Linked DNA regions of Homo sapiens: region 1 is linked to region 2. Evidence: read pairs that join two places in POLR2A ChIA-PET (ENCODE). Cell type or tissue: MCF 10A. All regions are shown on one strand. Links, peaks and the distances in the headings refer to the core of each region. The heading gives the core; the rest is flanking DNA. Region 1 has its middle 200 kb from the start of ADAMTSL1. Region 2 has its middle 14 kb from the start of ADAMTSL1.

Region 1 (7,387 bases), core at 1,873-5,872, 190 kb before region 2:
GCACCCATTAACTCGTCATTTACATTAGGTATATCTCCTAATGCTATCCCTCCCCACTCCCCCCACCCCACAACCCGGTGTGTGATGTTCCCTTCCTGTGTCCAAGTGTTCTCATTGTTCAATTCCCACCTATGAGTGAGAACATGCAGTGTTTGGTTTTTTGTCCTTGTGATAGTTTACTGAGAATGATGGTTTCCAGCTTCATCCATGTCCCTACAAAGGACATGAACTCATCATTTTTTATGGCTGCATAGTATTCCATGGTGTATATGTGCCACATTTTCTTAATCCAGTCTAACATTGTTGGACATTTGAGTTGGTTCCAAGTCTTTGGTATTGTGAATAGTGCCGCAATAAACATACATGTGCATGTGTGTTTATAGCAGCATGATTTATAATCCTTTGGGTATATACCCAGTAATGGGATGGCTGGGTCAAATGGTATTTCTAGTTCCAGTTCCCTGAGGGATCACCACACTGTCTTCCACAATGGTTGAACCAGTTTACACTCCCACCAACAGTGTAAAAGTGTTCCTATTTCTCCACATCCTCTCCAGCACCTGTTGTTTCCTGACTCTTTAATGATCGCCATTCTAACTGGTGTGAGATGGTATCTCATTGTGGTTTTGATTTGCATTTCTCTGATGGCCAGTGATGATGAGCATTTTTTCATGTGTCTGTTGGCTGCATAAATGTCTTCTTTTGAGAAGCGTCTGTTCATATCCTTCGCCCACTTTTTGATGGGGTTGTTTGTTTTTTTCTTGTAAATTTGTTTGAGTTCTTTGTAGATTCTGGATATTAGCCCTTTGTCAGATGAGTAGATTGCAAAACTTTTCTCCCATTCTGTAGGTTGCCTGTTCACTCTGATGGTAGTTTCTTTTGCTGTGCAGAAGCTCAAAGCTGGAGGCATCACACTACCTGACTTCAAGCTATACTACAAGGCTACAGTAACCAAAACAGCATGGTACTGGTACCAAAACAGAGATATAAACCAATGGAACAGAACAGAGCCCTCAGAAATAATACTACACATCTACAACTATCTGAACTTTGACAAACCTGACAAAAACAAGAAATGGGGAAAGGATTCCCTATTCAACAAATGGTGCTGGGAAACCTGGCTAGCTATACGTAGAAAGCTGAAACTGGATTCCTTCCTTACACCTTATACAAAAATTAATTCAAGATGGATTAAAGACTTAAATGTTAGACCTAAAACCATAAAAACCCTAGAAGAAAACCTAGGCAATACCATTCAGGACATAGGCATGGGCAATGAAATCAGATCTTTTTCCTATTCTCTGTTTTTGTTGAAATTTTTGGATTTAAACAGTGAAGGCAGGTTTTGAGTCATATTTCAGTTGTAGGATTTCTAAGAGAAGGCACACATGTTTCCTGGATACTGACCTATTCCTACCTACCACTTCACAGAAAAATGGTTTTCCTAGACATTGTGTTCACCCTAGAGGCTCATCTCTCTTCAGCAGACCTGGCCCTCTCTTAACCATTTTTTCCACTCAATTTCCATCTCCTCCGTGAAGCCTTTCCTTAGTACTAAAGAGATCATTTCTTTCTTTGAGCTCATAGCAGTTAAAATCTGCACCAACCTTTGTTTTGCCTTATGTACTGCCTAATGAGAGAACTCATATTAGTATATTATTTTTAATGGGTAAGTGCATTATTTCTTTGAATTATAAAGTAACAGTGGGGGAGAATAATAAAATGTTTTAAGTAATTGGCATTAAAATACTGAAAATAGACACTCATTCTTTTGTGTGCAGAAGGATGGTTGCAGGGACCAAAAGGTCCAGGTTATTTTATACCTTGTGGAGTCTCACTCTGTTACCCAGGCTGGAATGTGGTGGTGTGATCTTGGCTCACTGCAACCTCTCCCTCCCAGGTTCAAGTGATTCTCGTGCCTCAGCCTCCCAAGTAGCAGGGACTACAGGCAGGCACCACCATGCCTGGTATATTTTTTGTATTTTCAGTAGAGACGGAGTTTCACCATGTTGGCCAGTTTAGTCTCAAACTCCCAACCTCAAGTGATCCGCCCGCGTTGGCCTCTCAAAGTGCTGGGATTGCAAGAGTGAGTCATCACGCCCGGCCACCTCACAGTCATATTGACATCCATAGTAGAACACTTTTAGTTGTGTTATTGGATATAGCTGTCTCTGAGCCTTTTATGTTCTCACAAAAATTAAGACTTTTATTTGTAAGCAGAAAAGAGGAAAATTGGTAAGGGGCAGTGCAGGCATTTCTAGTAATTTTGGTTCTGCAGGCCCCCTGGTTACATTTATCTTCCAAATTTGAAAATATATTCTCAACAAATTTAGTCCTCGGCATCATTCTTATTCTACCACTGAGAGTGTCAAGTGTGGTACCATTAGGATGGCAATTTTATGTGTTGATCCCGCCTAAAAGCCAAATTCAGATTCATTTCACTCACAATGCCAACCATGTGGTCAACTTCATCCAGTTCCTTGGTTGTAACCTAGATTTCAATGGACAAAATGTAATGTGAAGGCTCCATATCTTATTACCTAATTCTGAGTGATCAGTCTTCCACTGTTGAGTATCAAATATCTACATTTATCATACCAGATCTTAATCATTGTCAACTGTGCAGAAAGATCCTTAGAGATTTTTTTATGCATTAAATTCTGGAAATTCTCAGGTACGTTTCCCTAAAATGCGTAAATCCTGCTGCTGTCCTGTGTGCATACATACAAATCATAATTTAAATGACCTATTTAAACTTTAGGTTTAGATAATTTGGAGGGTGAGTCTAGAATGAAGCTATGGAAGAGAAATTTTGAATGAAGGAATTTAGATATCTCTCACTTGTATTGCAAAAGCAAGAAGTGTGAGTTCTCATTCATGCAGTTTAGTCTGATTATTCCAGGTGTGTCATGGGAAGAAAGCTCGAATCTTTATCCCTATCGCTACGCATGGTTTATTTGATGCATTCGTAAAAATGTAGGTAATATCTAGTGCTCTTTCTTCTTGCATATTAAGCTTTGATTAACATATGGTAATAATGTAGCGTTGTTGAGTTGTCCAAATCTTAAAAAACATGAAATATGGAGTACAAAATCACACATGTGCAAACTGAGCTAATATTTCTTTCCCCCAAATAAGCAAGTTTTTCATCTAGATTATTTTCAGTTATAGAAATTGATTATATCCTCATGAAAAGAGTTAGTAGTTTGAAAAGAAATCTGCAATGTCTGAGGTATTTCATAATACAACAGAAATAGGCAAAATAAAAAGAAAATTTGTACTTAATGCAAAAAAAAATATTCATTATGCTCATTTAGAGAGAAACAAGTCTGAAAAATTTCAGCACCAAGGTTAATTTTTATTATATAATAAGTGCACAAAAACAGAGTTTGGAAAAGGCATGATTTTCAACCACTTTTTCTAGCATTAAGACTAAAATAAAAAAACTAAAATGAGGCAAATCGTTGCAAAAGAGACTATTATAAAAGATAGTAAGTAAATGTACACAGCATTCATTATATCATCCTGTTTGCAGCACTGCATTTGAGATTGTGTCAGCACTTCCATTGTAAGCCTGTACTTTGAGGAATTTGGAATTTGGCCAATAAAAGATCATTCTGAACTGAAAGTTGGCACAGAAAATTTCCTCCCATGAGCAAAAGTTGTTTTCATTATTTCTTCTTCATCATTGTCTTCTTTTTTCTTTCCTTTTTACAAAATTCCATGAAACCTCATCTGGTTGCTTTTAAGCTTGGATATCTAAAGTAAGAGAGCCAACCCAATGATTTGAAGACAATACATCTTTTGTCCATCTGGGCAAAATTTGTATTTGGCATTTTATGTGAAAGAGCCATACAATTCAATTGGGAGTATTTAAAGAAAGAGTAAAAACTAATTTCAAAAGACCTCTTAGTCATTACCTCTAATAATGAAGTTAAAAGGAACAAAATGAGGGTGAGAGAGAGCTTATTCACTTACTCCCATTATTGTGCGCATTACTTTATAGCTATTAATAAAAACTGTTCTTCACAGCACTTCTGCATAGTTTCATACCCATTTATTTTACAGCTTTATTGATGTATTTTATATATACAATAAAATTAGCCCATTTTAAGTGTACAGTTCTATGAGTTTTGGTAAATATGAATAGTCATCCAACTATCACCAACCACAGTCAAGTTTCAGAACAATTTCATCAGCACAAAAAGTTCTCTTATTCTACTTACCAGTCATTGCCCATCCCTAATCTCACCTTAGCCCTAGGCAACTACTGATCTGGTTTTTTTTGCCACTACAGATCTGCCTTTTCTAGAATTTTCTGTAAATGAAATCAGATAATATATAATGTATTACGTCTAAATTGTTTCACATAGCATGTTTTTGAGGGCCATCTGTCATCTTTAATGTATCAGTAGTCTATTCCTTCGTATTGCTGAGTAGTATTTCATTGTTTAGATGTACCAGAATTTGTTAATCCTTTAGTGAGTCATAGACATTTGGGGCTATTTCCAGTTTGAGACTATTATTAATAAAACTGTTATTACATACTTGTGTGCAGGTCTTTATGTAGGCGTGTTTCTACTTCTCTTGGGTAAATCCTACCTCAGGGTAGGATTGTAGGCTCCTATGATAAATGCATGTTCAAATTTATATGGAACTGCCAAACTCTTTTCAAAAGTGGATGTGCCATCTTGCATTTCCACCAGCAATATATGAGGGTTCTGGTTTCCCTACAAGTGTCTCTTCTGAAAGTTTCTTACTTAAAGTCTATTTTATCTGATACAGGTTTAGCCACCAAAAGTCTTTAGTTATCCCAGTGGTTGTGTACTGATACCCAACTGTGCTTATTTGCCATTTGTATATTTTTTTTAATGAGTTGTTTTTTCAGACCTATCACCCCTGCCCCTTTTTTATTGGGTGTTTGTCTTTTTATTATTAAGTTGAACGGCTTCATTAAATATTTTAGAAAAGAGTTCTTTGTCAGATATATGTTTAGCAAATGTTTTATACTAACGTGTTGCTTCCCATTCCATATTATTAATGGTATTTTTGATCAGCAAAACTTTTAAGTTTTATGAAGTGCAATGTATATATTTTCATTTATGGTTTATTTACTATGTGTCCTATGAAAACTTTGCCTAACTCAAGTTCTCTAAGATTTTCCCATTTTCTTCTCAAAGTTTTATAGTTTCAGCTGTTAGGTTTGGGTCTCTCATATATTTCAAATTAACATGTGTGTTATTCCATTTTGCATCTCTATAAGGGAATACCTGAGGCTTGCTAATTTAGCAAGATGAGAGGTTTATTTTGGCTCACAGTTCTGCAGGCTGTACAAGAAGCGTGCTGCCAGCACCTGCTTCTGGTGAGGTCTTCAGGAAGCTTACAATCAGGGCAGAAGGCAAAGGGGGAGGAGGTGGTGTATATCACATGATGAGAACAGGAGCAAGAGAGGAGGTAAGAGGTGCCAAGTTATTTTAAACAGCCAGATCTGGCATGAACTAATAAAGTGAGAACTCACTCATTATGGTGAGAATAGCACCAAGCTATTCATGGAAGACCCACCCCCAGGACCCAAACTCCTCTCACTAGGCCCACCTCCAACACTGGAGGTCACATTTCAACATGAGATTTGGAAGGGATAAAACATCCAAACCATATCAATGTGTATGCTGCATCCAGTTTTGTTGGTCTCAAGATTTTTAAATTTCCCTTTTAATTTCTTCTTTGACCGATTGGCTATTCAAGAACATGTTTGATTTCAATGTATTTGTGAATTTTCCAAGATTTCTCTTGTTATTTGTTTCTAGTTTCATACTATAGTGGCTAGAAAAGATACTTGATATGATTTTCATCTTCTTACATTTGAGACTTGTTTTGTGACTTCACATATGATCTATCCTGCATAATGTTCTTTGTTCACTTGAAAATAATATGTATTCTGCTGCTGTTGGATGCAATATTCTGCATATGTGTGTTAAGTCCCTTTGGTCTAAAGTGTTGTTCAAGTCCACAGTTTCCTTGTTGATTTTCTGTCTGGATGATCTATCCATTATTTAACATGCCATGTTAAAGTCCCCTATTAATATTGTATTGCTGTCTATTTCTCCCTTCAGTTCTGTTAATAATATTTGGTTTATATATTTAAATGCTCCTGTACTGGGAACATATATATTAAATACTCCTCTACTGGGAACATATATTTATGGTTTTTATATTGTCTTGATGAGTTGACTTCTTTATCATTATATAATGACCTTCTATGTTGTTTGTGATAGTTTTTAACTTAAAGCCTATTTTGTCTCATGTAAGTTTAGCCACCTCTGCTCTCTTTTTGTTACCAGTTACATGGGCTGTTTCTTTCTATCCCTACTCTTTCAGCTATGTGTGACTGTAAAGCTAAAGTGAGTCTCTTGTAGGCAAAATACAGTTAGAACTTTTTTCAGTCCTTTCAGTCATCCTATGTCTTTTCACTGGAGAATTTAATCTATTTACAATTTAAATAATTGCTGATAGGTAAAGACTTACTACTGCCAGTGTGGTAATTGTTTTCTGACTGCTACTTATTTCTGAAGGAACAAGTAATTTATTCTATTATTCCTCTCTTGTTGTCTTCCTTTGTGATTTTGATGATTTTTTTTGTAGTGGAATGGTTTAATTTCTTTATCTTTTTTGTATTTACTATCTGTGTCATTATCGTGAAGCTTACATAAAATATCTTACAATAGTCTATGTTGAACTGATAATTACTTCAACTTCATATAAAAACTCTCCACTTTAATTATTCTTCCCCTACATTTTATGTTATTAGTGCTGCAATTTTCATCTTTTATATATTGTGTATTCATTAGGAAACTATTTTATAGTTATTTTTAATACTTTATCATTAAACTTTTATAAGAATCAAAAGGTATTTATGCACTACCATTATGGTATTAAAGTATTCTGAATTTGACTTTTGATGTTTATAGTGGTTTTTATACTTTCATGTGTTTCATATTGTTAAGTAGCATTGTTTCGTTTTAACTTGAATAATTCCCTTTAGCATTTCTGGTACAGCAGGTCTAGAGGTAATGAACTTCCACAGCTTTTGTTTGTCTAGGAAAGTCTTCATCTCTCTTTTGTTTCTAAAGAATAGCCTTGCCTGGTACAGTATTGTTGGTTGGCAGTTATTTTTTTTCTTTCAGCACTTTGACTACATCACCCTACTCTCTCCTGGGCACCAATGTTTCAGCTGAAAAATCCACTGATAGTCTTATGGAGAGTCCCTTACATGTGACTAGTTGCTTTGCTCTTGCTACTTTCCAAATTCTCTCGTTGTCTTTGTCTTTTGGGTATTTAATTATACTCTGTTTCAGGGAAGATCTTTTTATAATTAATCTATTTGAGT
Region 2 (7,387 bases), core at 1,804-5,803:
ATAAAAGTCTTTCACTGCCTGGATTTCTTTTTATTCGATTACCACATTTCTATTTTGTTTTCTTTTCAATTTAGGAGATTTTTAAATAAGGACTAATTAAATATTAGTGCTCACGCCAACTTGCTTTAATTTCCCTAGAAACCCTGGCTTACCACCTTCCTGTTCACTGTGATCTTGGTTCAAAGGTCATCCCTGAACAGCCACCTCAATCTGATTTGCACTTCAACCCCACCATGAAGCTACTCCTGTTTGCTTTTGGTCATAGCACTCACTGCTATCTGAAATTACCCTGTTCATTTATTTAATTTTTTCCATACCTTTCTCCTCTGGCTGGAATGGAAGCACCACAGAATCAGAGATCTTACGTGGCTATCTCATTCATTCATTTAGCATCTAGAACAGTCCCGGACATAAGTGAGGCCCTCAGTAAAAGTATGCAATTTTTTGTTTTGAAAGAAACTGTTTCATCATCTGTTTATCATTTTGTCACCCCACATTTCAAAATCTTTAAACTCCACACACAGTGAAAAACTACTTTTCTATGCATTTTATTTATATTATACTGGAGTGCTGAAGCCTTCCCAGTTACTGAGCTAATGTTGAGATATTACTTTAAAAAAAGCAAAAAACTATTTTGATAAATGGTTTACAAAAGGGGAATAAATGAGGAATAGTGACACATCAGTTAAAATAAAATCACGGAAAAAATGTTTTATAGACATATATTAAGGAGGGAATAATTTCTTTCTTTTTTTGTTTTTAGAAACAGGGTCTCACTGTCTCCCAGACTGGAATGCAGTGGTGTGATCATGGCTCACTGCAGCCTCAAGCTCCTAGGCTCCAGGGATCCTCCCACCTCAGCCTTCTGAGTGGCTGGCTAGGACTACAATGCATGCGCCACCATGCCTTTTTTTTCTTAGTTTTTGTAGAGACAGTAGCTCACTTTGTCACCCAGGGTGGTGTTGAACTCCTGGCTTCAAATGATCCTCCTGCCTCAGCCTCCTTAAGTGCTGGGATTATAGGCATAAGCCTCTGCACCCGACCAGAAGAATTTCTATATGAGGTGTTTCCACTTCCAGAACTTCCCTTCCTGTCTTCAGGAAAGTAGTATGGGTTCTGAGTCATGCCTTAGACAGAAATGCGGTATGCTGAGGAGGAAAGAGGAGTTAGAGAAAGTGATAATGCTTTTCCTTTCCCCTAAGGATGCAAAAAGAATTCCTAATTGCAGTTTTCTATATGCATATTATACTTCAATACAAAGTTATTCAAAAATCTCTTGTCTGGCCTGTATTCTGTCTAGCTCATGCACAGTCACTGTTAGGCATAGCTGACATCCACCCTCCATCAAGCACTGAATAGGGGTTATACCTGTGTGTATGATCAAATCCATTAGATGGAAGAGATTGAGGTCAGTGATCTTGGCTTCTGGCATTCAGAATCAATGGATCTGTTTGGTGCTTCTTTCCTTTGAAGAAAGAAATCTTTCCATTCATACCCTACTCCTTTTTTTGCAATTGCATGGGATGCCCATAGGATGTTCAGGATTTCATAGAAGTAATTATAGAGTTTGAAGGGACCTTGAAAGGCTGTTTTCATTTAAACCAAGAGTTTTCAAACATTTTTTAGTGTGTCCCACTGGAAGAAATAAATTTTACATGATGACCTAGTGTGTATATACCTACACTGAAACACATACACACACACCTGAAATAAAAGTTTCACCAAACAATACATATCCTTACTATGTGAGATACACTCAATATTTTCTGTTCTACTCTGAACTATTTTTTATACTGGTTGTTACAGATGAAATTGACTTCATGACCTATTAGTGAGTGGATCACTGCCCACAGTTGAAAAATAATGATTTAACCATTCCACAAAACAGCTAATGTGAGATCTGAACAGTTTACCCAGTTTGCCCTAACCTTCCATAGACTTAGGTGTCTTCCTTCATGTCGAGTGTCAAATTCGCAGAGTCAATTATGTCCCATGATAGGTTCTCATTAGCTTATTTCACTAGATTTTCAGAGCATTCTTAGAGGAAAAAGGCTTTCTATTGTGGCTTTATATACCGGGAAAAAGATTCGATCCAGGCAGTGCTCAGTCAGTGAGGATTTTCTCTCCAATGACAAAATCCTGAGTGACTTTAAAAGGCACTGCTTCCCCATGGGTAATTATGGGTAATTTGTTTTTTAAAAAAGAAAACGCCAGAGTCATGAAATTCTAGAGCTTGAAGGGACTTTAACAAATCTAGCCCAGCCCTTTGATTTTATGACAAAAATATTTCCTTGCATGTTCTGAGGAGTTCAGAGCAAAAGTCCTGTTCCCTTATCAACAGTATTTTAAAAAACAGTATTTGCTGCCATAAGCTGACATATATTAAACAGAACCTTTGTGTTTAAAGAAATAACACAGGCCTAAAATTTTCTAGAATTATAGTTTAAAAGGGGGAAAAGGTGGGATCTTATCTTTGCCTTTTAAGGTTGCCATAATAACTGAGTTGGAGAAGCCCTATACTCAAAATCCACATTTGTGCTTGAGACAATAGTCCTATGCACATGGATTTTCCATTATTTAGACATTCATTAAATAAATATTATTTGAGAACTTAGTATCTGTTCTCAAGCAGCTTATGTTATAGTGAAATATAGAATGTTTGTTTTTTATATTACAAATTATATCATCCAGGAAATAATACCTCATAAACAGTGTATCTTTTGTATTTCATTGGTCAGACTTTATTGGTGTTTTATTGGACATAGTTGATGTACCACTCTCGATCCTAGTTTACTAGCATGGACCTAGACCTTTTGATTTCAAGTCCTCTGTTGCACTTGAGGCCTTACCTCACTAGTTATTTTATTTATTCAATAAATATTTATTGACTATCTTAGAATAGTCAAGCTTTGTTCTAGACACTGGAGTTACAGAAGTGAACAGGAGTCACCAAATCTCTGCACCCAGGGAACTTGCCTGCAAAAGAGCCCCATCATGACTTCGTTAATCCAGTCAGTTTACTAACCCCATCTGGCTTAGTTAATCAGACCCTTTGGGAAAGTATTGAACATTGAGCAGTATCAAATTTTACAAAAATTGATTCTCAAATCTCCAGCAGAACTAAGGAGACTAAAGTTTGAGGAGTTAGATGTATTAGGTAACTGTAAAAATTGAGAGCTTATTAACCCACATTGCTGAGTGTTTTGGAAAGCAATTCGTAAATATGGTTCTTCCCATTTGGTTTTAAACCACACAAGAATAATGACATTACTAATCAAAAATTGACAAAGAAACAGGGAGAGAAGAGAAGGATAAAAGGAAAGTGGGAGGAAGGTAGGCTGCAGGGGTGGATGATATCCTCAGAATGAAGAAGCAAGCAAGAATAAAATCAAGATTTGCCGAGAATATTATCTGAGTCATGAATAGACATAGTAACAGGAAAACCTACTAATGCTCTCAACTTGAATAGAGTTGACTCTAGTAGAAAAAGTGGGAAAACTGTTGGCACTCTCATTGCAGAAGTGCATTGTTTTGATGCTCTGACTCAAGTCTTAAGCATGACATTTCATGATCAGCTAAGCCGCTGAGCAACCACACCCTATTCTTGGCAAAAATATATATCATATTACATTACCAAAGAGAGCACAATGGAAAGTTTTTCAAAATAGTAAATAAACACCGTATCTTATTTATAAATCTTGTCAAGATTTTCGAGGACTTGCCCAACTCCACGGCGAAATCCCTGTCTGTTTGCTGCAGAAGATACAGCATGCAGAGTATCTGCCTGAACAGCCAGGTCCTTTTCAATTTCAACTTCTTCAGCCCTAACCAAGGGGGACTATCCTCTTTAGTGGTAAAAGTAGATCCAGGTTTTATGGCTGGAGAGAGTCCAGGGCACTCAAAAGTGAAGCAGACGGTTGTGAAAAATTATTTATGGCAGATTTTGTGATGCCTGTGTTGTACTCTGATTTAATAGGGGGGAAATGAAATCTGAAGCAGAGTGAATTCATTTTCCAAATTTTACTAGGTGTACATGCAGGTTTACACCAGGGTACTATCGCTACGCTCAGCTTCTTTTCATTGCTTTCATACTTTGCAAAAGTAAATTCTTCCCTGAACAGACCAATGAAAATACTGCATTGAGTTACCCATGAGAAGCCTCCAAGACAACACTTTTGACATCCATAGAGTGGACATTTCTTCTGCAACACATACAATGAATGACATCCTCTCTGTATAATGAACAAACTCACATTTCAGTGAAAATCACCCCTCAAGAAAGGAGAATAATAATAAGAAACCTAAATCAAATGGTACCTCAAATTGCTCTTGCAGACTCTTTATAAAAACATTTTATTGGCATGTGAGTGATAACATTGGCCATTTAAAGATATCAGAACACTGTCATTTTGCAAGGAAAATTAAATACATGTGTCCAATCTAATTTTTAACAAATGTAACTTTTAAAGAAAATCCTGATTATTTTTCCACACCTCATTTTTAAAGGGTATATTGCAAATCCAAGAAAGGTGCATCAAGAATAAGCAAAATAAATATTACTTCATTGTTAAGAAACATTTTAGTAAGTATTAGTTTTTACAGATTTTAGTAAATATCAGTACCAAATATTGCGTATATTTTAACATATATTTTAATCAAAATATGTTATTGTTGATAGGAATATTTCATGTGCATCATCTTTTTCTCTTTAATTTTGTGAGGAAATCAAGTCAATTTATCATTATGATTATTTTTCATGTAATTTTTTTAACATTTAATCGACAAAAATTGTATGTATTTATGGTTTACACATGTTTGAAATATATATACATTATTGAATGGCTAAGTTTAGCTAATTAACATATGCATTACCTCACATACATTATTATGGTTCTTATATTATGGTTGATAGACATGTTCAATATGTCATTTTTGTTCACAGACAGGGTAGACATAGATTAATTTTTCTTACCTTTTTATTTAATCTACCTAACCTCTTGTATTATTCCACTGGTATTCTAGAATAAAGTTTAAAGAAAAAAAAATTACATTCAGTTACAAGGCAGTATCTTGCCCTAACCTGTCCAGCGCAGACCTCAGGAGTGAGAGAAGGGAGAAATAAAACAAGGTACTGAACCACAATAGTAGTCTCTGAGGAAGCAGGCAGGAAAGGAAGTCGACACAAAGAAATATCATTTTGCTTCATTGATCCGTTGACTAACAGTTAGAAGATAAATAGTTATCCTTTGACATACATGGGGGAGATTGGTTCCAGGACACGCCCCCTCCACTCCCCCATTCCCTGACATCTTCCCCTTGCCGCATATACTAAACTCCGTGCATTCTCAAATCCAGCACTCTCAAATCTAAAACTCACATATGAAAACTTTCTATATGTGAGTTTTACATCCCATGAATACTGTATTTTCCATCAGCTTTTGGTTGAAAAAAAATCTGTGTATAAGTGGATCTGTACAGTTCAAGCCTTTATTGTTCAAGGGTCAAATGTGAATATGTTTACAAATACAGATGTATATATTTATATAAAGTCTCAACGTGTGCTTAAGGTATACAGAATATAGGTCTACATTTTATATATATGTGCATGTGTTGTGTAAAGTGTTAAAATAGTGAAATGTCCATTATTTATTACTGACTTTAAAAAACTGAATGTAATCAATGTCCTTGAAAACTCCTGTATAGAAATGAATTTATTCCTTCAACGAATACTTGATCATTCAACAAATATTTATTGAGCACTTATTATGTGCTGAGCCCTATGCTACATACTGGGGTACAGTGGTTAACAAAATGGAAATGGTTCCTGTCCTTATGGAGCTTACATTCTAATGAGGGAGAGAGACATTAAATATATAACACAAACAAATATAAATACAAATAAAATTTTTTATATAACTATGACCTTTGATAAGTTCTGTGCAAGAAAACCAATGACAGAAAAGTCCAATTCAGGGTGACAGACCTAGAAAGACCTATCTGTGGAAGGAAATTTTAAGATGATATATGAGCAATCAAAAGGATTTAATCAGTAGAAGAAGGAAAAAGGGGCCGGGCATGGTGGCTCACACCTAGAATCCTAGCACTTTGAGAAGCCAAGGTGGGTGGATTACCTGAGGTCAGGAGTTTGAGACCAGCCTGGGTAACATGGTGAAATCTCATCTCTACTAAAAATGAAAAAATTAGTTGGGCATGGTGGCACGCACCTGTAATTCTAGCTACTCGGGAGGCTGAGGCAGGAGAATCACTTGAACCCAGGAGGTGGAGGTTGCAGTGAGCCGAGGGAGCACCACTGCACTCCAGCCTGGGCGACAGAGTGAGAATCCATCTCAAAAAAATAAAAATAAAAATAAAAAATAAAATAAAAAAATTAAAGAATGAAAAAGGGAGCATTCCAGGCATCAGGAAGAGTAAGTGCAAAGGCTCCAGGAGCACAGACTCATACCCATCTAAGCTAAAATAACCAAATCCAATCGACATATTTGAAAATTTACTCCAGAGAAATATTTCTTTAATATTGGCTTTTCCTTTGAGTGAGGATGGCATTGTTGAAGTAGCATTGGTAAAGCTTGTGTCTTTTTTGAAACTTATGAAAAATTTAGTAATTAGACATGGTTAATCATACTTATTATCACATTGAGTTTCTGCAGTTACTTGGCACAAGATTTAAGAGTTCATACAGGGGAATTTCATTGAGATTGCTTTTACATAAGTAAATTTTGTAATTTTTCTTTTATCGTCTTTTTTCTCTTCTTTAAAAATTTTTTTGTGGTAAATATATGTGATGTGAATTTTACTAATTTAACCATTTTAGGTGTATAGTACTGTGGCATTAAGTATATTCACATTATTGTGCAGCCATCATCTCCATCTATCTTCAGGACTTTTAAAATCTTCCCCTGCTAAAACCCCATACCCCGTTAAACGTTAATTCCCCATTCCCCCTTCCCTCAGGCTCCTAGCAATCACCATTCTACTCCCTGTCTCTATGAATCTTACTACTCTAGGTACCTCAAATAAGTAGAATCCTACATGTCTTCAAGGCTCATCCATGTTGTAACATGTGTCAGAATTTTCTTCCTCTTTAAGGTTGAGTAATATCCCATTGTATGTATATATGGAACATTTTGTTGATCTGTTCATTTGTCAATAAAGACTTGGGTTGCTTTTATTTTTTGCTATTGTATTAATATATAACACTGCTATGAACATGGGCGTACAAATATCTGTTTGAATCTCTACTTTCATTTCTTTTGTGTATATACCCAGCAGTGGAATTGCTGCATCATATGGCAATTCTATGTTTAATTTTTGGAGGAATCAAACTTGTGCTTTTAAAATTCATACATTCAGCAAATGTTCATTAGAC

Evidence for each region. Peaks named below come from ENCODE experiments on the same cell type or tissue, not always from the same donor. Only the 100,000 strongest peaks of a DNase experiment are listed, where the experiment ranks them.
Region 1: POLR2A ChIA-PET joins it to region 2 with 6 read pairs; 2 of 35 experiments call an interaction of 5 or more read pairs at or near these places.

Annotation. Positions count from the first base shown.
Region 1 is chr9:18,271,275-18,278,661 of GRCh38, forward strand. It overlaps a transcript of ADAMTSL1 not described here. Among named protein-coding and RNA genes, the nearest start is that of ADAMTSL1, 200 kb to the right of the region's middle. In MCF 10A, for the core only: no CTCF peak of the experiment used is centred there; a DNase peak (open chromatin) is centred at 3,597.
Region 2 is chr9:18,456,590-18,463,976 of GRCh38, forward strand. It overlaps a transcript of ADAMTSL1 not described here. Among named protein-coding and RNA genes, the nearest start is that of ADAMTSL1, 14 kb to the right of the region's middle. In MCF 10A, for the core only: no CTCF peak of the experiment used is centred there; a DNase peak (open chromatin) is centred at 3,532.